Regions from separate parts of the Homo sapiens genome. Here region 1 is linked to region 2. Evidence: chromatin loops called from intact Hi-C (ENCODE). Cell type or tissue: thyroid gland. All regions are shown on one strand. Links, peaks and the distances in the headings refer to the core of each region. The heading gives the core; the rest is flanking DNA. Region 1 overlaps ADAMTS2 (ADAM metallopeptidase with thrombospondin type 1 motif 2). Region 2 holds the start of LOC124901224 (U4 spliceosomal RNA).

Region 1 (11,501 bases), core at 2,430-10,429, 330 kb before region 2:
AGGAGAATCGCTTGAACCCGGGAGGTGGAGGTTGCAGTGAGCTGAGATCACGCCACTGCACTCCAGCCTAGGCGACAGAGTGAGACTCCGTCTCAAAACAAAACAAAACAAACAACAAAGGGTATTGTTAGCAAGCCAGTTAGTTCCAGAAGAAGGGAGCACAATTCAAGGCTAGGTAAGACAAGTCGTTCCCAGGGGTCCCAGTCAATGACTGACAAGATGGCAGACCAATTCCCAAGTCCCAAGCACAGAGTTAATTGTAAAGACTTTATTTCCTGCTCCTGGGAGATAAGATAACTCATTCTAACAAGGTTTCCATGAGTCCCGATGAAATAAGTCATAAATCAGAGTGTGATGTCCTGTGACTAAGACTTGTGGGACATTGGCATAGAAGTGGACAGACCAGAGGAAGCTGGAGGAGGGCAAGGGGAGGTGCACTTCCTGTTCCCATCATGACCAGGAAGAGCATGTGACTAGCTCTGGCCAATGAGCTGTGAGCAAAAGTGGGGCATGTCTCTTTTCGGTTGGAGCATCTAATTTCCCATTGAGACCCTTCAGAGAGCTCTCCTTTCTGGCACGAGATCTGGCAACATAAAGACAGTGGCTGCTCTGTCACCTAGGACCTGAGTGACGATGAGACCCGAATCCTCCGCCAACCCACATTGAACATACAGCGTGAGCAGGAAATCTTGGTCGTTTTAAGCCACTGGGATGCAAAGTGTGTTTGTTTCTGTAGCATAACCTCACCTACTATAATTGATACAGGAGGAAGGGAGTGGGTATCTGCATCACATCCAAGCCTGACCCCTGCAGCTCATCTCGAGTCCCTGCCAGGTAGTATCCGCCTCTGGGTAGCCTTGAGAGGTCACAGTTCTGAAGGAGGAATCGGGCGAAAGAATGTCCCTTCTCACTGTCTCCAGCTAGGGGGTGAGCTTGGGATGGCACAAGAAGGAAGGGAAACTCGGGGTGGATGTGATTCGGTGCTAGAGCGTGGGCCTTGTGGTTGGTTGTACTCGCTGAACTTAAGATTGGCAGCCCAGATATGGATGAGCCTGGGGGACCTTATGCTAAATGAAATAAGCCAGGCTCAGAAAGACAAATACTGCACGCTCTCACTCATACGTGGAAGCTAAAACAGTTGATGTCACAGAAATAGAGAGTAGTTCCTGGAGAGTGGGGGGCAGCGGGCTGGGGATTGCCAAGGCTGGTTAACATATCCAAAAGTGCGGCAAGATGGGGGAATAAGCGTTAGTGCCCTATAGTGCCGGAAAGCGCCTGGAATCCGTAAGAATGTATTGTGCATTTTCAAATAGCTAGAAGAGTGGACTTTGAATGTTCCCAACACAAAGAAATGATAATGTTTGAGGTGACAGATATGCTAATTACCCTGATGTAATCATTACACATTGCATACACGTGTCTAAATATCACACCCTACCCCAGAAATATGTACAATTATTACATGCCAATTAAAAATAACAGTAAGAGCAAAATCAAAAACCAAACAAGAATGACTTTTTAACATACATTTTTTAAAAATTGCCAGTCCAAATCCAAATCAGAGGGTCAGCACAAAGGTCACTAATAAGCGCTTTTGCTAGGGTGGTGGCAGGGCCCCTGCTGCAGTGTGAGTGTCTCCATCCAGGACACCCAGCACAGCTCGGTAGCCTTGCTGGGCTCCAGGGAAAGGGGCCTTGCTTCCTCCAGGGCACGTCTCCCAGCATCAGTGTCAAGGGAGTCCTGTCCAAGATGAACTCACCTGCCCTCAGGGTCCTAAGCCCCATGTAGTGGGACGGTCCCTTCCGATGCCCTGGTGGGTTGCGGTGACTTCTGCCTGCCCTTGTTTCCCTTTCGTGAAACTTCCCCTCCTTTAATCTGAGTCAGACCCCAGGCTTCAGGGGCAGGCAGGCCTGGCCAATCCCAGCACCACGCCTTCCTGGCCACCATGAAGGATCAGGGTGAACATACAACCAAAGCGGGCCAAGGAGTAGGCAAGGTGTGAGGTGGGGGGCCTGCAGCGGCTGGAGCCCCCCTGCACTACAGGAGACCCCCCACCAAGGATTAAAGGAGGATGAGACCACTGTCGAGCTAAGACTGGGGCTGCAGTCTCATCTGAAGGCTGTACCGGAGGCGGGTCAGCTCCCAGGCTCATTCAGGTGGTCACGGCGGGCCCCAGCTGAGCTGTTGCACACCATACCGTATGGGCCCCTCCTGGGGCCGTCACCCATGTCAGCTTTACCCCACACGGTCGCCCCTGCTCGAGGGACCCAAGAGACAACAAGAGAAGGCACCTCCCCTACAGAAGCCACAGTCTGCTTTTGATAGAATCTCAGTCCCGCCTACCGCAGGGCATGGACATTAAGAGACTGGGTCACTGGCGGCCATCACGAAGGCTGCCTGCCACTGACGGGTGTCATTTATGCCTGAAGAAGTTCCTCTCCTTGTGAAAGCCAATTCTGAGTTGTGCTCTTGTCACTTGCAGCGAAGAGAATCTGAGCCACGTGCTTCCTCCTTTGGGGGACCACAGGGACCCCAGTCAGGACACTCGCTGGCCCATGAAAGATGGCGTCTGATCTGGGGGCAGCTGATATGTTCTGGGGGCAGTTTATATGCTTCTCAGTGGGAGAAGGGCCCTGGCCAAGTCTTTGAGGAGGAGTCAAGAGTCCAGCCAGAAAGACATGCCCCAATATCAGGACCAGAGGCAGGAATGAGGCTAGTGTGTAGGACAGAGCTGCGGGAGGAGCCAGGCTGAGGCAGGCTGGGGGTGTGCAGGGAGGTCCGCTATCCTAGTGTGTGGGCTTGTGGGGAGTACCGGGAGGATGCTAGAAACCCAAGCGCCTACAGGAGCAAGGCAGGTGACAAGTCAATGAGGCAGGCTGGTTGCACGAAAAGTAAGTCCATCTTGTGTTTTCCCAGTTTTGAAGGAGAAAGGGTACAGAGGAATATTTCCCTATTAGAATAGAGTGGGGGTCGGTGATAAGGAGTGGCGAGGACTGTGGCAAACCCAGGTGCCCAGGCACAGCTGAAGGGAGCAACATCCGCCCAGTGCTGGCAGGAACAGAGGCCCAGAGCTGCTGGATCAGATTTCTCAGGTCAATCGTGAAATCTGGATTCTACAGACACCTACCTAATAGTAAACACTGGCTCAAATTGAAATCAGTTATGCAGACAAAACAACGCATCCTCCCCGTCACCACTTTATTCCAGAACCCTGGAATAAGAGCCCTGCAGTGGGCAGCCCCTTCTCCACGTCCTGCAGACTGGATCCACTCTGGCCGATCACCTCTCTCCTCCCAGATGCTGGCTTCTGTGGTTCAGCCTGGGTTCCCAGCCCGTCTTAGCAGCCAAAGTGATCTTGCTGCTGCGGCAAGACAATTTATTGAAATATTGATTTGTGTTTTTGTTCTTGCCTCGCTTTGTTCTCGGCCCAGTCCAAGAAGGCAGCCTGCCACTTTCGTTCTCCAACCCCAAGGAGGTTGTGCTGCAGGGTCCAGAGCTAAAGGGGTCTATGACCCCCTTCTGGCTTTGGGGTTCTGAGGAGACTCCCTGAGGAGGGGGCAGAGGGGAGGGCTGGGGTGCATGGGCACAGGGAGGGGAAGCTGCACTGGGGCCAGGGGAGCCCTGGGAGGCAGGACTTCAGGAGACATGAGAGTGTGCTAGACCCTGGGAGCCTGGGTCCCAGCAGGGGGTACCCCAAGAAGTAGAGGAGAGGGTTACCTCAGTGTCCGGGCACCCCAGGACTCAACCTGCCACTGGGAGCTTAACTGACAAGCCACAGAGCTGCTTGTGCTTCCTCTCTCTCTCTGCCAACGTCCCAACATCTCCAAGGTCCCAGCCTATCTCTGACGGGCACAGAGGAGCCCAGGGGCAGAGATCTTGTCCTTGCTGGGTCTGGAGCATTCAAGGGCTATGGGGTACCCATGAGGCCCAGACATTGACCTTGTGCCCAGAGGCCAGGGCAAGGTCTGTGTGCATTCTTAAAACAGCCCTTTGGGTCAGTGAGGAAGGAGTGGGGATAGAAGGGGACAGTGTGGCACTGAGATGCATGCAGGTGTGGCTGGTGCCACGTCAGGAGGGTCAGGACCTGGTGGCAGGAGCTGAGAGGCATCAGGGCTGCAGGGCGGGAGCAATGAGGCAGAGACGGCACCAGTGTCTGGCTTTGGGGATTGGTAGCAAGGCAGAAGAGGCGGCGCGGGAAGGGGACGGCAAGTGCCAGAGGAAGAGCGTGGGGTCCGCAGTGCAGGAAACATGGTCACGGCAATGTCTTTCCTGGCCAGCTTGCTCGTTGGGAAGAGCTGGGCTGTTTTGCTTTGGGAGCTCTCCCACTTCTGGGGGTGCAGCCCTTGTGGGTGATCAGTCCCAAGCCGTAGCTGGGACCCATGTTAGGCCCATGGAGCACAGGTTCGAAAGGACTGAAAACTGGCTGAAGTGGGTTTGCCTGGTGGCAGCACCCAAAACAACCATCCGCAAACTCAGGCTCATGCACCCCAGAGCCCCCTTTCCTCCACCCACTCCTCCCACTCCATGAGAGCTACAGGCAGCCTTGGGTTCTGCATGCCTCTAAGGACTCCTCACAGAAAGAAACTGATGTCCAGGCAGAGACATCGGGGCAGCTGGACAGGTCTGCGGCCCAGGAGGGAAGTCTGGGCTGGCCGTGGACAGGGCAAGGCCCTCGCTACTGGAGGCAGTCGGAACCCAAGGGAAGAGCCAAGCTCAGGTCTCTCCGCTGAGACCTCCAGCCAAGGATACTGTCCTGACATGCAGTGAACTCCCCTGTGGGTCACTTGGGCTCCAGCGGGACCACCTGCTGGGATGCGACCTCCTTTGCTCCTCTGCCACCTGGCCTGCATGCAGGAGGCCAGATGGGTCCCTGCTGCCTGGGGCACCCCAGCCCCCACCATCCTGTGCCCTTGCTATGTATCAAGCCTGGGAACTGTGCTTCCCCTGAGCGAGAAGAAGACACATTTCTCATATATGGATCTCCTCCAGAAGTGAGGGAGGCTGCACTGCTTGTTTCCACTGAGGAGTCTTTCACCAGCTCGCCCTGGTCATCTACGTCCCTCCCAGTCCTGAATGCACCTGACTTCCAGCTGCCTGCTCGGCTCTGCACGGCTCCTCTAGGAAAGTCTGTCTGTGTGACTCCACCTGTTCCTAGCTGTGCTGAGGGGGGGACCAGGAGTGAGCCGTAGCACCCTGGGCTCTGCAAAGGGGGTGGCTGCAGGACCAGCCAGGGACTTTACAGGGCAGCCAGTCCCTCCCAGGGGCAGCCGCGGGCACCCAGCCTCCAGAGCAGGGGGCGGTAGATGGTGCTGTATGACCGGGGATGGACATTTCGAGGCCCTGGGGCTGCATGGTAGCTGCAGGGTCCACCTCCTGAGTGAGGCAGGGCCTCTGAGGGCAGACTCTTCACAGCGGCAGCAGCTCCCAGAACTCCCAGGTCCAGCCTAGGGCCCCAGAAGAGCCAGGCGGGAGAAGCCTGCAGTAGGGCTGTGGATGAAGTCCAGGGGCCCATCCAGCCCAGGATGCAGGAGGAGTCCTGAGTGGGCTGACCCTAGCTCAGAGCACGGGAACAGATGAGCTTCCAAGAGGCTGATCGGATCCTCTACAGGGGCCCCAGGACAGTCGTCACCCCTCATGGAGGGCTCTGCCACCCCTGTTTGGAGGTGACATCGACCACTGCAGACATGGGCTCCCAACTGGGCTCCACTGCCCGAGTGCTCTGGGGCCCTGGACCAGGCTGGCTCTTCCAGAGTGCAGGGTCCTCCTTGGCCATCATGAGTGCCCACCTATGTCCACATGGAGACCCTCCTTGCTATGCTGGTTCACAGAGCTGCCCAGATGCAGGAGGCAGACACTCGTCCAGGCCCCTGGGGCCCTCCCACAGCAGCACCGGGAGCCTGGTCCCAAGAAGGATGGTGTTTCCTCCGGGTTCAGCCTGTTTGGCTCCCCTGGCCCGGGCTGGAAAGGGTCTGAGGACATGCCTGAAAGACCCAGGGATCCCACCATGAGGTGGAGAGGGCAGATCTGAGGGCCTTAGGGAGGCAAGAGCTTGATGGCCCTCACCTTGGGTCAGAAGGTCACTTTGCTGAATGCTCCCCAGGGCTGTCAGGAGGCTTGGCCAGGGCAAGGGTGAGGAAACACTGCGGGCCCCTGAACCTCAGGCCCAGCCTGCAGGGGTCTGGGTAACCCCACGGGCCTCAGGGAACAGCCAGGAGCTTAGGGGGCCCGTGGGCCTTGGGTGGACGAGTAGGCTGCGTCCAGCTCCAAGTCCCAGCCCCATCCTGGCCGCGGGACCCTGGCTCTGAGCTGCCCGCCGGGTCCCTCCTCCTGCGTGCGATCGGTCACCTGCCAGATGGGGCACCTACTGGGGATGTGCCTGTTGCTGTCGCTGGCCTCTGAGTCACTAAAGCCTAAGCTCCTTGAGGGCCGGGTGGTTGCTGGGCCCGAGTCTGTGCCCCAGCCCTGGCCCACGCCTGCCCTCAGTAGCCCCACTCCTCCCTTCACGGAGCAATCCCGGCTTCTGCTCTCCATGCCAGGATGAGGCAGCGAACGCGGCCAGAGGACCCCGGCTGCTGGGCGCTCAGTGATGAAGGAATGAACACGAGCACCCTCAGGAGCCAGGCTGGGCAGGGAGGGAGGCGCCGGCTGCGGGGACGTTCTCGGGAGGCCTGGGGAAGTGAGCCCAAAGGGCCGCCCCGGCAGATGCTGACCCCAGCAGGAAGTCACCGTCCGCAAGGAGCGCCCCGCTAGGCTCAGGCTTGGCACACGACACCTCGCTTCCACTTCATTTTCCTACCTTCCGGATGACGAACTGCGTCTCAGACAACTGAAAGGACTCGCCTGAGTCCCACAGCCGGAAAGAGGTCGGGGTGCTGCCCCCCGCGCGGGGCGGGCAGAGGAAGGGCCGGGCCCGAGCGGCCACCAGGTGGCGCTGCTGCCGCGAGAACAGCGGCCCGGGCCGGGGACGCACCCGGCGCCCAGACTCCGCGGCCGCACCCGGGCTCCCGGGGCCCCAGCGGCCCCAAGACAGCCTCTGGGCCTCACCCTAAATACATCAATTATGACCTGAGCAAAAAGTTCTGTTCCAATCGTTGCTCTCCGACATTTCCATTGTTTGCTCTGGAAGGAGCTGAATTATCTATGCTCTTCCCTCCTTCAGTCAAGGAGACGTGGGAGGAAACCGGGATGGGGATCAGCAGCCTGGAGGCCGCCTCCGCTGGAACCGCGCCCGCCCCGCCAGGAGGCTCTGCCTGCTGGGCAAGGCGCACTCAGCCAGCCCCGCAGGCCGCCACGCGACCGAGGCTCACCAAGTCCACTGCAGGTGGCAGGTGAGGTCACCTGGGCAGCTCTAGGCCCGGCCGAAATATCTCATCTGCTCTGTTCTTGGGCAAGTTACCTTACTTGTCCCCACCTGCAAAATGGGCACAACTGCAGCTCCGAGCTTGGAGCTGGGGGGCTTCCGCCCATGACAGTTCAGGCAGGGTGCAGTCAGCGCCCACAAATGTCCCTTGTCCTTGTCTCTGCCGTGCTGTTGATACTGATGGAGTATAACACCAGTCCCTGGGGACTGGCCTACCCGCTGGGGCTGGCTCATGCCCCCAAGGGGATGCGGCTTCAGCAAAGCTTCTCAACCGTCCCCATCCCAGAGGGGCCCTCCTGCCTCAGACCAGCCTCCTAAACAGGTGCAGGATAGGACAGCAGGGAGGTTGGGTTCTGGTGAGCAGACCACATTTCTCAACCTCAGCACTCCAGATATTTGGGGCCAGATAATTCCTGTTGGGTGAGGCGGGCACCCTGTTCATGGCAGGATGTTGAGCACACCCCTGGGCACTCCTTGCCAGAACCCAGTGGAACCCTCCCCCTAGTCGTGACAACCAAAAGTCTCTCCAGACACTGCCAAATGTCCCCCGGGTGGGGGGAGGGGTGGCAAAGTCACTCTTGGTTGGGAGCAACTGACCCTCAGGGGACCAGGACAAGGAGCCTGAAGCTGGTGCTCCTGACCAGCCGGGATCACAGAGTCCAGCCCCTCCTCCCAGAGCAGAGTGGCTCCACCAGCGTGTGGCCCCGGGCAGGCCGCTCGCCCCCTGGAGCCAGGGTCCTCACTGTCAAATGGGGATGATCACAGCGCCTACTCCACAGGGTTGCTGTGGGGGTGAGGGCATAAAGTCACATAAAGGGCTTCAGACGGTGCCTGTCCCAGAAGAAGCTCTACAAACAGTCACTTGCACGAACGCCTTTATGATTGTCGTCATTCCTGTTGTGTGCTGGGGTTTCACAGACCTCCTCTTATGGGGGAAACTAAGGCCCCATGATGTTAAATTGCTCACCAAAGGTCCCACGAGTATGGACAAAGCCAGAATGAATGGCAGGGACAAGGTCCCACCATCCCTGCTCTGTGAGCACATGTTCTACCGTGCCCCCCAGCTGAGTGCAAAGTGGGCTCCCCCAAGGCTGGAGGTCTCTTGTTCCAGGCAGGGCTTACAGATCAAATCTCATCACGACAGAGAACCACGAGAGCTGGGGCAGGAGGCGTGCACCTCATTTCTCTGCCAGAACTCCCATATCGTTCCAGCATTTTGTTTCCAGCCATCTTCCCCAAAGCCTGGGAAGCTATTCCCAGAGAGAGCCAAGCTGCCAGAACAGGATTCTCAACTTGAGCCTTCCCAGGCATGAGCCAGTGCAGGCCTGTGGGGAGGCAGAAGAGGGGCCTCCTGCTAGAATCTGAATGTTGTGTCCCCCACATTTGAAAGGTTGAAAGCTGAGAACCAATGTTATGGTATTAGGAAGTGTGGTCTTTGAGAGGTCATTAGGTCATGAGGGTGGAGTCTCCATAAATGAGATTAGCACCCTTACAAAAGAAGCCTGAGGGAGCCTGTTCACCCTTCCATCATGCGAGGGCACAGCTAGAAGGTGCCCTCTAGGAGGAATGGGTCCTTACGACACATCAGTTCTGCTGGCGTCCTGCTCTTGGACTTCCCAGCCCCCAGAACAGTGAGTAACACAATTCCATTGGTTATAAATTACTCAGTCTAAGGTATTTCTGTTATTGCAGCCCAAACAGACTAAGGCACCTCCCAAGGGCAGTGTCCAGCCTTAGTGCCTCCTAGTTCTCTGGACCCAGGTAGGTCTGGGTGAGGAGGTGGATGGAGGATGATGTGGGTGGGCCATCATGCCTTGCACCCCTATCAGGTTGGGGGTTGGGACCCAGATGCTCAGGAGGACAGGGGGCTGTCCCTGGGGTGAGGCATGGGGTGTGTTTCCCACCTCATCCCCTGTCCCAGATCCCCAGGGCCCTTGATATATCCTCCCCAGACCTTCACTTCCTGGCCTTCCTGCACCATGGCTGGGCCACTCTAAATCCTCTACCCTATAGGTGGGTGGGTGGGCACACCAAGCCCCCACCCCCAGCACCTCTCTTCTCGTGCTTTCCACTAAGAGACTCACATGCAGAATTTCTCAGACCTTTCACCTCCAATGCTGAAAAATTCCAGCAAGCATTCCACACTTTGTCTTGACCTGGTTTTTTATAACAAGACACTTTATGTCCTTCTCTGATGCTCCCCAAGTCTCTGATTTCCATTTGCTTTGATTTTCATCATCCTAGGAAATATTTAAAATGAGAACAGTTGAGTAGCTTTGGTACCTTCTCAAAAAATCAATTGAAAAGCCAGTTGCTATGCAACCTCAAGTGTTGCCGATGCTCTGCTCCCTGGCTGGTGGTATATTGTATAAAATAAGATCATCTCTTTTCTTCTGCTTTTTTTTAAGAAATGGAGAAAAATGTTGTTTTAGGAAAAACTTGAGATAACTCAGAGGCTTCTCATAAGCTAGAAGACAAACATGTCACTCAAACAAGTGCTACCAATTTTATCCCCACTGGAGCCTGGTGAGGCCTGGGGGACAGGCAATGGGGGAGCGGCAGGTGGGGAGCTGGTCTATTTCTGTCACAATTTGGGATGAATAACAGGAACCGAGTATCTGGGCCACTTTCTGCCCAAGTCTGGGTCATGGTCTCACATCCCCCAGAGTCTGTCCCCACCGTGGGGGGGACAGCTCAGCCCCCTCCTGACTGCCATCGCCTTGGTTTTGCCATGCTAAAATTCTTCTAGAGACGGGGGCCTCATTCCTTGACGGGAAGCCTGTGGTTCCTTGAAGAGCAGCTCATCAGAATTCATCCCCACCATGTGCCAAACTTTGTCCCCAGAGCCCCATCGAGAATCCCTGGCTGTGCTTCTCTGTGAGCAAAAGGGGTCTGTTCCCTTGGACACAGGAGCTAGGCCTTTTGCCCCCAGATCTTGGCTGGGAAGTCCCCATCCTGGCTGCTCCATCCATGGTCCCCTATTGCCTGCCACCCTGCTGTATTCCTTGCCGGTGCTCACCACTCTGTCGCTGTCTTGTCTGCTGCTACTGCCTGGACACAGGGCTCCTCTCCCCTCCTCGTTCATGCACCTCCCTGGGATTAAACAGCAGCTGCTCGGGAAGCCAGAGGCTCTGGGCTGGCCGGATGCTTTGGGGGCACAAGGATACATCTCCTCCCACGTTCATCAGACACCTCAGAGACCTGAAAACAGGGCCTCCCCCAGTGCTATGCAAAGTGAAGTCTGTGCCTGGTGGACACAAACTGTTCCAGTCCACAGTGAGATAAGTACAGAAACTAGAAACTTTTATAGCAATTGGACGGGTTGAGTTTATGTCCACAGAATTTAATAATAAAAATCCAGACCTAGAGTTTTTGGATACCTCGGTTTTTGTCACATTTGCTTTTCCCAGTAATTCATTTATAACGTATGGTACGGAAGTATTGGTCTGTGATGGGTTTGAAATAGGAAAAAGAAAACAGCCAGGTCTTTGGCATTGAGGTGCACTGTGTACTGCTGCTCCCAGGATGGCCTCTCCCCTGGCCACCTGGGGATGGCAGATGGCTCCTCCGGTCCCACAGACGCTGCTCCCAAGCCCTGTGGCCCACAGCACATTCGCTAAGTCAGCCAGGGCCCATGACCAGAACCCATTTTCCTAGCCGCTGTGCCCTCTACCCCAAGCCTTCAGCCCAGCCCCTAGCAGTGCCACCTCCTCTGCTCTACTATTTCCTGCACTTTTGCAGTAGGTCCAACCTAAAGCAACGAGGACTCATAGCCTCGGCTCACTTCCCCTCTCACAGCCCAGAACCCCCCAGAGAAGGGCACAGCAGCGGGCAGGCCCGGCTCTTCTGGCAGTCTACACTCAGCTGATCAACTCAGGAGATCCCCGGGATGGAGCGGACCCCATGGGCACTGGCGTCCCCTACCCCCATCACTGCCTCCTGTGCTTGATCTGGGAGGCTTCTAGGAGGAAGGCGGGGTAGGGCCAGGCAGAAAAAGGTGGGCAGAGTATGGGGTGAGCTTTGCTGAGCCCCACTCTGGGCAGGCATGAGTTAGGAGCAGAAAAAAAGGCCCAGAATGCTGGAATGTTCCAGAACATTCCAGGAGGCCAATCATCCCTGAATTCCCGGGGTCTGACAGAGG
Region 2 (11,501 bases), core at 2,114-10,113:
TCTGGTTTATATATAATTTGTCACACATGTAAGATATCCAACTTTGTAAGCACTCCAAGTTTTCATTAACTCTGCTAAAATATATTTACATTAAGAAATTTCCCAGCCCTAATGTCATTAGTTTCAAACTTCCAAACTCAGTTGTTTTGCTAAAAACGCAGATCAGGGCCAGATGGAGGAACAAGCACCCCTGATTGACCTCCCTCCGAACCAAAATCCCATAAATGACAGAAATATCTTCCTTAATTAGAAGTAGCACAAAAGGGAAAGAAAGGGGAAGGAAATGCATCATGTTCTGGGAATAAATCAGCAAGGTCACCAGCATCGCACAGCATTTGCCCCCAGTTGATATAGAAAGTGCGAATACTTGGTCCAGAGAAGAAAGACAGTCTCCCCAGGAATCACTGACTCCCTGTCCCTGAGAAGGACAGGGAACTCATGGCCAGGTGTGGTGGCTCACGCCTGTAATCCCAGCACTTTGGGAGGCCGAGGTGGGTGGATCATGAGGTCAGGAGATCAAGATCATCCTGGCTAACACAGTGAAACCCTGTGTTTACTAAAACAATACAAAAAAAATTAGCCGGGCATGGTGGCGGGTGCCTGTAGCCCCAGCTACTCGGGAGGCTGAGGCAAGAGAATGGCGTGAACCCAGGAGGCAGAGCTTGCAGTGAGCCGAGATTGCACCACTGCACTCCAGCCTGGGCAACAGAGAGAGACTCCGTCTCAAAATAAATTAATTAAATAAAGCGGGAGGCTGAGACAGTCACTTGAGGCTAGGAGTTCAAGACCAGCCTGGCCAACATGGCAAAACCCCTTATCTACTAAAAATACAAGAATTAGCCTGGCATGGTGGCGCACCTGTAATCCCAGCTACTTGGGAGGCTGAGGCAGGAGAATCACTTGAAGCCAGGAGGCGGAGGTTGCAGTGATCTGAGATCACCCCACTGCACTCTAGCTTGGATGACAAAGCAAGACTCCATCTCAAAAAAAAAAAAAAAGTAAAGTGGAATTTTAGAAATCTAGGCACATTGCAGCAAAATTTTGGAATACCAAGGAAAAAAGGAAAATCCTCATAGTTTTCTGACCGAGAGAATAGGTTGTCACAATAGAATGAAAGTCAGCTTGACATCAAGACTTATCATCAATCCCGAATCCTAAAAGATAGTAGAGCAATTTCTCTAACATTCCAAAGAAAAAACTATTCGTAATCTAGGATCCAAGACCCAGCCAATCTAGCCTTAAATTGGGGGTGCAAAATAAAGACATTTTCATGCATATATGGGTTCATCCCACCTATAAACTCCCCCCAAAGAATCTAAGAAAATAAAAGAGATCAACTACAGTAAGTGCTGGAGGGAGAAATAAAGACAGAGATGATGCACTAAACTGGTCTTAAAAATATGAAACTAAAGTCTCCAATGAGCTCAGTGTGGTAGGGAATTGGTCCCAGGCGGGCAGGAGCAGCGGCGAGAGAACGGCGATTAAATTCACATTCCCAGTGCGGGCAGGACTGTCCCAAAGCAAGAACAGAGCTTTCTGCAAATGATCCGGTCAGACCTGTCTCACTTCTGAAAACAACCTCATTGGGATTTCTAATAAACTGGACTGATTCACTAAATAATTGGACTAGCAAACCAAACCAGTTTTACCTTTTTTTTTTTTTTTTGAGACAGAATCTCGCTCTGTCGCCCAGGCTGGAGTGTAGTGGCATGATCTCAGCTCACTGCAAGCTCCGCCTCCCGGGTTCACGCCATTCTCCTGCCTCAGCCTCCCGAGTAGCTGGGTCTACAGGTGCCCGCCACCACGCCTGGCTAATTTTTTGTATTTTTAGTAGAGACAGGGCTTCACCGTGTTAGCCAGGATGGTCTCCATCTCCTGACCTTGTGATCTGCCCACCTCGGCCTCCCAAAGTGCTGGAATTACAGGCGTCAGCCACAAAGCTCTTTCTCTTAACTTACATTGTCAGGAAACTGGTAACATAGATTGAATGACCCGCCCCAGTTTTTCACCCACACTCACACCCTCGCCATAGCCTCCCTTTCCCACCCCTTGACTTTGGGCTTGGCCAAAGGGATGCCAGCAGGCATGACACAGCAAAACTGGAAATGTGTTTGTGGGGTTAGATGTGCCGTCTCTCAGGGCCCTGCCATCAGCCAGAGACGAAACTGCCCCTGCTGGTCCCAGGAAGAGGATGAGAGGCATGTGGAGCAGAGCTGCCCAGCCAACCCACAAACTCATGAGTAAGAAATAAATGATTATTACTGTTTGCCACTGAGATGTGGGGATGGTTTGTTACACAGCATAAGTGTGACAATAGCTAACTGATACTCAGAGGGCAAGTGCCACTGCAGCAAACATGAGGAGGAATTCCTGAGCCTTTATATTAAAGTGGCTGCTCTCACTAGAGACACGATTGGACTCTGGCTGGTGCGATGACTCACACCTGCAGTCCCAACACTTGGGAGGCCAAGAGCAGAGGATTGCTTGAGCCCAGGAGTTTGAAAGCAGGCTGGGCAATGGATCAAGACTCCATCTCTACAACAACAACAACAAAAACACAGTGTTTTGAACTGAAGGAGCCATACAAAGGATGTCATACAGATTTATTAAATTCAAAACCAGGCTGGGCACGGTGGCTCACACCTGTAATCCCAGCACTTTGGGAGGCAGAGGTGGGCGGATTACCCGAGGTCAGAAGTTCAAGACCAGCCTGGTCAACATGGTGAAACCCCGTCTCTACTAAAAATACAAAAATTAGTCAGGCGTGGTGGTGCACGCCTCTAATCCCAGCTACTTGGGAGGCTGAGGCAGGAGAATTGATTGAACCTAGGAGGTGGAAGTTGCAGTGAGTCAGGATTGCGCCACTGCACTCGAGCCTGGGCGACAAGAGCGAAAGTCAGTTAAAAAAAAATCCAGAAAAACTACTTTTCTGGAATGCAAATCAGAATAGTGGCTGCTTGGGGATTAGGGGACAAGGGAAGTTGAGTAGACTGTAAAGGGATTGGGGGGAATTTTCTACAATGGTGGCAATGTTTTCTGCCTTGATTGGGGTGTTGGCTACAGATAGATATTTGTAAAAAGCCATTGAATTATATATTTAAGATCTGTGTGTTTTACTAAACTATTCCTCAATTTTTCAATTAGCAATAATCACGCCTCGGATAAACCTCATTGGCTATGATACTGCCACTGCACAAAGCTATTCCTCAATTTTTAAAAACATGTCTGTATGGAGTGGATACCCAGACCAGGGTGAGGCTGAGGTGCAAACAGGCCTACCTGAGGTGCCGGGCAGCCTTCCAAGACTCCAAGACTAGGTGGGCTCTGGGCAGACAAAGCCTCCCTCTCACAAAAGGTCTGGGAACCCTTTTCAGGGGGCTCAGAGTCCGGCCACATCTCTAGGTTTTCTGACGTCCTAGACACACCATGAGAAAGAACTTTGACTGGGCTCTCAATCTGGTTGGTGACCTAGGATATGGGGCTCATACCCAGGACCAAGAACCCAGGGCTTCTATCCAGAGCCTAGGACTTGGGGCTTATACCCACGGCCTAAAACCTGGGGCATATACCCAGGGCCTAGGACACAGGTTTATGCCCAGGGCCTAGGACACAAGGCTAATACCTAGAAAGAACACAGAACTTACACCCAGGGCCTGGAACTCGGGGCTTATAACCAGGGCCTAGGACATGGGGCTTATACCCAGAGACTAGGACACAAGGCTTATAACCAGAAAGGACACAGAACTTATATTCAGGGCCTAGAACCCGGGGCTTATACCCAGGGATTAGGACATGGGGCTTATACCCAGAGCCTAGGACACAAGGCTTATACCCAGAAAGGACGTGGGGCTTATACTCAGAGCCTAGGACACAAGGTTTATACCCAGAGCCTAGGACATGGGGCTTATACTCAAAGCCTAGGACATGGGGCTTATACCCAGAGCCTAGGAAACACAAGGCTTATATGCAGAAAGGACACAGGGCTTATACCCGGAGCCTAGGACATGGGGTTTAACCCAAGGTCTAGGACACAAGATTTATACCCAGAGCCTAGGACAAGGGGCTGAGAACCAGAGAATAGGACACAAGGCTTATACCCAGAACCTAGGACAGAAGGTTTATACCCAGAGCCTAGGACACAAGGCTTGTATCCAGAGCCTAGGACCCGGGGCTTCTACCCAGAGCCTAGGACCCAGGCCTTACACCTAGAGCCTAGGAGGCGGGGCTTACACCCAGAGCCTAGAACCCGGGGCTTATACCCAGAGTCTAGGACCCTAGGCTTATACCCAGGGCCTAGGAAGCAAGGCTTATACCCAGAGCCTAGGACACAAGGTTTATATGCAGAACCTAGGACCCGGGGCTTATACCCAGAACCTAGGACACAAGGCTTATACCCAGAGGCTAGGACGCGGGGCTCATATTCAGAGCGTAGGACACAGAGCCTGTATTCAGAACACACTAACCTGGAAACAGATGCTCTGAAACACAACTAGGAGAAAACCTGGCAAATGTCAGTCGTGATTGTCTCTTGTCCCCATGCAATAGGATTACAAGTGTTTTCCTTTTCTTTGTTCTTGTTGGTTCCTTATAAATTTAAAATAAATGATTAACCTCAAAAGTATTTGTGGACATGTGATTACATATAGAAGAGTGATTGTTAAATATTCTTTCTCAGGATAGCTTTATACTCTGAAAATCTCCTGTGGACCCTAAGGAACTTTACGTGAATTGCATCTATCAATTTTACTGTAATACAGATTAAATTTGAGGAGGTTTTGAAATATTTACTTATTTTAAAATAGTAATGATTCCACAGTGTCTACATATTTCAAAACATCATGTTGTACACGTTAAATAATTTCATTTTCAATTAAAAATAAGCTTTAAAAAGAATTCAAATTGCTCAATTTTTTAAATTAAAAACAACAAACCCATTGTTGTATGTTAACAATAAATAATTTTGTATGGAAAGCAACAATATCTTCTGCAAAATTAGTGAGTTGCATTGCCGCTGGCAAATCTCTAGGTAGATGTCTGAGCTGATTCTCAGATCTGCTTTTGCCTTCAATCTGTTACAATGTCACACATCACAGCATCTCTGGAAAATTCCACTGTATACTCATGGGAGAATAAGAATGAAAAAAGGCAAATCACATCTTACCATTATTATGAAAATAGTTTTGGCTACACTTTGAGAACTACTAATATAGAGTATAATCACAACTGTATAAAAATAGGCAAATAAAATTTCTGAGTAAAAGTGTCATGGTGCCACCTCGTGTCATCTTTAATTATTGCAATGCCTGCTTACCGAACTTGTCTGTGCACACGTATCAGGTTGGTGCAAAAGTAATCACGGTTTTTGTCTGGGCATGGTGGCTCACGCCTGTAATCCCAGCACTTTGGGAAGCCGAGGTGTGCAGATCACCTGAGGTCAGGAGTTCAAGACCAGCCTGGCCAACATGGTGAAACCCCGTCTCTACTAAAAATACAAAAATTAGCCAGGAGTGGTGGCGCACACCTGTAATCCCAGCTACTGGGGAGGCTGAGGCAGGAGAATCACTTGAACCCCAGAGGCAGAGGCTGCGGTGAGCTGAGATCACCCCATTGCACTCCAGCCTGGGCGACAGAGTAAGACTGTGTCTCAAAAAAAAAAAGTAATCGCAGTTTTTGCTATTGAAAGTAATGGCAAAAGCTGCGATTACTTTTGCACCAACCTAATAGTATATGGGGTGTGTGTGCATAATATGGTTTGTGCATGCAGGCTGCGGACATGTGTGGAAGTATGTGTATCAGTGGTGTGTGTGCAAGTATGTGTGAATATGGTGTGTGCATGTAGTGTGGTGTAAATGTGTGTGCACGCAGTGTCTACATATGGCTTGTATGTGCCTGTATTGCGTGTGTTGTGGATGTGCATGCATGCAGTATGTGGCATATGTGTGTGTTCCTGTGGGCCATGTGTGCATGTGATGTGTACCTATGATGTGTATGTGTACACATGATGCACGTGTGTTTGTTGGTGATGCGGGTCATATATGTGCATGTGGTACATGTGTATCATGTGAATGTGGGGCCTTGTGTAGTGTGGTAGGTGGTATACGTGTGTATGTGTTACAGTCTGTGTTGTGTGTGCGTGCAGTGTGTGTTGCTGCGGTGCGTGTGCGTGTGCCTGTGCCTGTGTTACGTGTGGCATGTGTTGTAGGTCTGTTTGTGTGTGGGGGAGGTGGTGTGTGTTTAGGACTCACACATGGAAGAATGGAAGTAATATTTCACCCCCATCTGCATGCATGCCTGCTCTGTGCTTCCCTTAACATTCAGAAAACATATTTTAAGCTGCCCAGAAAGTATCAGGCAGGCCTGAGTCCCAAGAGACTTCCATTCATTCCTCTCCGACTTCATCCTGTCAGCCTCCTGAGCTAGGCATTGCCTCCTTTTCACAGACTGAGAGGCACAGTTGCTTGCTTCAACTAACAAGTAGTGGATCCAGGATTCAGACGTGGGTCTTCTGACCAAGGAGGAATTCAATCATCTTGTACTAATGTTATAAAAATTAGCAATAAATGTGAATGTAACATAACATGAATGTTATAAAAATCGTTTATATGGTAGGATCAAAAATGTGTAAAAAGGCAAACAGACTTCTGAATAAAAATAATAGGACAGCATCAGCGGGGCACCATCTCCGCTCCCTGACTGTTTCCATCTTGTGTTTGTGTGCATTCAGACCACGCACAGTTAGGAAGGCATTCACTAGTAATCAGCAGGACACCCTCTCCACTCCCTGACTGTTTCCATCGTGTGTTCGTGTGCATTCAGGCCATGTACACAGTTAGGAAGGCATTCACTAGTAATCACTGGGCACTGACTTTATGCCAAGTGCTGTGCAAGGTGCTTTCACATTCAAGTATAAAGGCGGCAAACACAAATTATCCGGCTCAAACATCACATGTGCAAAATGTAACTCATTATTTTTCATAACACAGTTTTAATTTCTGATTCCAATTTCTGAAAATGTAATCCAGTCCCTCTCAGAAAATTTCAGCCCCCAGCCCCATGTACGGTCACTCAGATCCTGCAGGTGGATTTAGACCAACCTGTCCTTCTCTCCCTTTCCTCAGAGTGGTGCCCTGGCATCAGGGAGAACGATGACTGGCCCCTGGCTCCCTAGCATCTGCCTGAGTAGCACATGATGGGCTGGCATCTGTGCCCACCAGCATCCACGGAAGTCCTCCGCAGGGATGGACTGTGCTTGGAGCCTGGGGCCCGGAGTCTGGGAAGGAGGAGGAGGAGGATGCTGATTCCAGAAAGACTTTGCCAAGCTCGCCTCCATCCTGGTCCCTTCCTCTCCCGCCAGCTAGGAGGGGGAAGCACTCGAGGTGCATGCTTTTGTGGCAGCTACACGTGCCCCTGGGGTTTATCAGTCCTCGCTCAAGAAACCCAGGGACACGTAGCTGCTCTCCCTCCCACCCCCTCTCCTCTAGCTCCTGGGTGCTGGGACCCTGCAGCCAGCAGACTTTCCTTCTCAGATGGACACTGCCTCACACGACCCAGCCTGGGGGCCCTCTCCTGGCCTGTGGACCTTATCTCCCAGCTCCCACCAACCTGCATTCTTCCCCACTCTTTTTTTATGTAGAAAAATGTTGAGACAGAGTCCTTCAGGATGTGTCTCTTGATGGCCAAAGCAAATCAAACACATCTTGATTTTCAAACTGGTATCTCCTCTGCTGTGAGCTCTTCAAATCCATTCGGAAACTCAGTTGGCTGCTGCTTCTTTCTGGCTGTGAGGTCTCATGGTCCACCTTTCCCTGGGCCAGGACAGAGCCTTGAAAAAGCCCACGGGGACCACAGTGAAAGTAAGAGCAGTAACTGACATGCAGGGAGATTGCTGGGGCTCAGTCCGACCCCAGGCACACCCGCAGAGCGCCCTGAGAAAAAGGCACGGGGCTTCTCCATAGGACAGCTCAGTGGCAAGGGCCTTGTTGGCCGACTCACCTGCCATTGCTTACCTGCCACTGCCTTCCCCGAGAGAGGGACTTGCCTCCTGCCTCATGCAGGCTGCCAAGAGCCTAGATCCTGACCAGCTCAGTCTGGAGGGGCCTCACCCCCAACAGAAGCAGGAAAAGCCAGGCCACCGAGAATAGAGGCCGGGTCTCAACAGAATCCCCTGGGGAGCTGGAACATATGCAGTCCTGGGCTCCACCTCAGAGATTTGAGTCAGGAGGTCTGGGGCAGGGCCTAAGAATCTGCATTTCCAACAGGCACCCAGGGGATGCCAGAATGCCATGGGTCCAAGACTACACTGAGCAGCACTGATGGGAAGGACATAGTAGCTTGAGCGGCAGGGACCCAAGCTAAGCATCAGAGCGGGGTTGGCCAGTGAAGAAACAAGACAGAATCAGAAAAAAAAAAACTGTAATGAGAAGAACCCTTAAAGAGATTGGTTTTTTCATATTGTTTCTTTGCAATATCTTCTTGACTCTCCTTAAGAGTTCTCGCTACAGTCATTTTTATTATAATTTTTATTTATTTTATATTATTGTATGTTATTTATTTTAAAAGACAGGATCTTACCCTGTTGCCCAGGCTAGAGTGCAGTGGCACGATCACAGCTCACCATAACCTCTAAGTCATGGGCTCAAGTGATCCTCCCATCTCAGCTTCCTGAATAGCTGGGACCACAGGCATGCGCCACCATGCCTGGTTAATTTTTTAGTGTTTTGTACAGATGGGGTTTAACTGTGTTGTCCAGGCTGGTCTCAAACTCCTGGCCTCAAGCAATGCTTCTCCCTCAGCCTCCCAAGGAGCTACAGGTCAGGCCAGGCTCCGCCCACGTGCAGGGCTCGTGGGGCCTCAGTTTCCCTCTTGGGCATCCCAGGTAGGCAGATCCAGAAGGCCTGGGCTAGGCCACTGCAGGGCAGTGCTGGGGGTGGGGATCTCTCCTGGCCTCCTGTCCCAGCTCCCTCTCCTCTTGAAACCCGGTGAAGTCCGTGCTCTTGTGCGTGTCTGCTGTTTACATTTCTCCCATGGATGTATTTGCCTTCGTTTGCATAAAAAATGCCACAGTCCTAATGAGTTTGCCCATCTGGCAGTGCAGGCCTCCTCTCTGGGCTCGGCTCCACTGAGAGCCTCGAGGGAGCCGTTATAATTGGGCCGCTCCCTTCCAGGATCGGGAAGGACTGTCCCGAGCAGGCTCATGGCTCACGACCTGGCCCAGGGCTCCACGGCAGGCTGGAGCGGGCTCCCTGAACTGTGGGTGTCGTGCCTGTGTGTCCATCAGCAGGGGCATCTGGGCCCACCCTGCCTTGGCCACCACCAAGGTAGGCATTTCACTGTACATTTCAAAATCAAATTGGGGCAGCCTCATGGCACCCCGTGGAACTTGTCCCAGGCTGGAAGGATTTGAATCCTGGAATATGGTGACACAGAACGTGTCCTTTGGAAACTCAGCTGTGGGCAGCGCCTGGCTGGGCTGTGTCAGACAGTGTGTCTTAGCCTCTCAGTGTCACTCTGACGACCCCACACTAAGCCCTCTCCCACCTGATGCTTCCAACCATGACATTTATCGCCCCCTCCCCTGGGCCAAGCAGGCTTGATCCTGGCCTCGGGAGACAGGGGTGAAGGGTTCAAGCCTTGTGGCATGGGAACCTTAGGACACAGGCGCTACCGTGCACTGACATGATTGCTAGAAGAGGGGATGGAGGTGTCCAGGGAATCTGGCGGAAGAGGGTCCTGTGCAGTCTAGCATCAGGCTGTGTCCTCTACGTCTCCATGATTGTGTGGAGAGCCCCAGGCAACCTCTGACTAGAGGCAGTTTCCAGAAAATGGTGATGGAGCCCCCTAACCATCCCGGGAGAGTGGGTGCATGCTGGGGGATGTGGAAAAGCCTAACAGTGGCTTGAAAGCATGGCAGCAGGGCAGGCACAGTGGCTCACACCTGTAATCTCAACACTTTGGGAGGCTGAGGCAGGTGGATGACTTGAGGTCAGGAGTTCGACACCAGCCTGGCCAACAAGGTGAAATCCCGTCTCTACTCAAAATACAAAAATTAGCCAGATGTAGTGGCATGTGCCTGTAATCCCAGCTACTCAGGAGGCTGAGGCAGGAGAATTGCTTGAACCCAGGAGGCGGAGGTTGCAGCGAGCCGGGATCACTCCACTTTACTCCAGGCTGGGCAACAAAGTAAGACTCTGTCACACACACCACACAAAGAAAAACAGTGGCAGCTGGCGGCACCTGGGATGCATTTTCCCTCCTTTTTGCTTTGCTACAGGAAAGTGAAGGAGAAACAGACACTGAAAGGGACAGTGTGTTAAATTCTCAGCTCACAGCTGCATGGCTGTGTAGTTACAGAGACTAAAACTGGCATGGATGTGCCCAGTGCCTTGAGGCCACAGGGATGGACCGTGCCTGGAGCCCAGGGCCTGGAGTCTGGGAGGGAGGAGGAGGCGGATGCTGATACCAGAAAGACAGCGAGGCCGAGCGCAGTGACTCACGCCTGTAATCCCAGCACTTTGGGAGACCAAGGCGGGTGGACGAGGTCAGGAGATGGAGACCATCCTGGCTAACACAGTGAAACCCCGTCTCTACTAAAAATACAAAAAATTAGCCAGGCTTGGTGGTGGGCGCCTGTAGTCCTAGCTACTAGGGAGGCTGAGGCAGGAGAATGGCGTGATCCTGGGAGGCGGAGCTTGCAGAGAGCCAAGATGGTGCCACTGCACTCCAGCCTGGGCGACAGAGCGAGACTTCCTCTCAAAAAAAAAAAAAAAAAAGAAAGAAAGACAGCGAGGGGCAGGGAGGTGGTTGAGGAGCGCTAAGGAGTTCCTTTGCGGTCGGACGTGGTGACTCACGCCTGTAATCCCAGCACTTTGAGAGGCCGAGGCGGGCAGATCACAAAGTCAGGAGTTTGAGACCAGCCTGACCAAAATGGTGAAACCCCATCTCTACTAAAAATACAAAAATTAGCCAGGCGTGGTGGCACGTGCCTGTAGTCCCAGGTACTCGGGAGGCTGAGGCAGAAGAATCGCTTGAACCCAGGAGACAGAGGTTGCAGTGAGCCGAGATCGCACCATTGCACTAGAGCCTGGGCGACCGAGCGAGACTGTCTCAAACAAACAACAACAAAAAGAGTTTCTTTGCATTATTTCTTCAGATTGGATTCTCTATTTGCATTTTAAAAAGAGGAGGTAGAATACGGCAGAGCACATACAGGACACCGATATGGAAGGCATCAGTCCTCGTGTGGCTCCTGGATTAACCACGCTTTCTGGTTTCTGTGTTCTATGGCGCTTTGGCATCGCAGGAGGCTTTGCTGGCGGGGAAGGGACTGCCCCTCCCAGGGCTGGCTAGTTCTGGAGACAGCACATACCTCCCTATGCAAACCAGCAGTCAGAAGCCCCTGCCCCCACCACACCCTTTATCTAACTCACACACCCAGGAAATATTCTCCCTGCCCCATCTCACTCCAGAGCATGGTACTGGATGACTAGGGACCATGCCATAGC

What was found. Peaks named below come from ENCODE experiments on the same cell type or tissue, not always from the same donor. Only the 100,000 strongest peaks of a DNase experiment are listed, where the experiment ranks them.
Region 1: a loop joins it to region 2, with 5 times the contacts of the local background. A loop is called at or near these places in 96 of 110 quality-filtered maps.

What each region holds. Positions count from the first base shown.
Region 1 is chr5:179,160,357-179,171,857 of GRCh38, forward strand. The region is part of intron 5 of ADAMTS2 (ADAM metallopeptidase with thrombospondin type 1 motif 2); the gene reads right to left. Among named protein-coding and RNA genes, the nearest start is that of ZNF354C, 110 kb to the left of the region's middle. RefSeq lists an enhancer at 6,732-7,233 and a silencer at 6,847-7,056. In thyroid gland, for the core only: a CTCF peak has its summit at 6,920 (motif pointing right); no DNase peak of the experiment used is centred there.
Region 2 is chr5:179,488,957-179,500,457 of GRCh38, forward strand. LOC124901224 (U4 spliceosomal RNA) reads right to left here and starts at 3,201; the gene lies at 3,059-3,201. RefSeq lists enhancers at 7,163-7,212, 11,005-11,501. In thyroid gland, for the core only: a CTCF peak has its summit at 5,279 (motif pointing left); no DNase peak of the experiment used is centred there.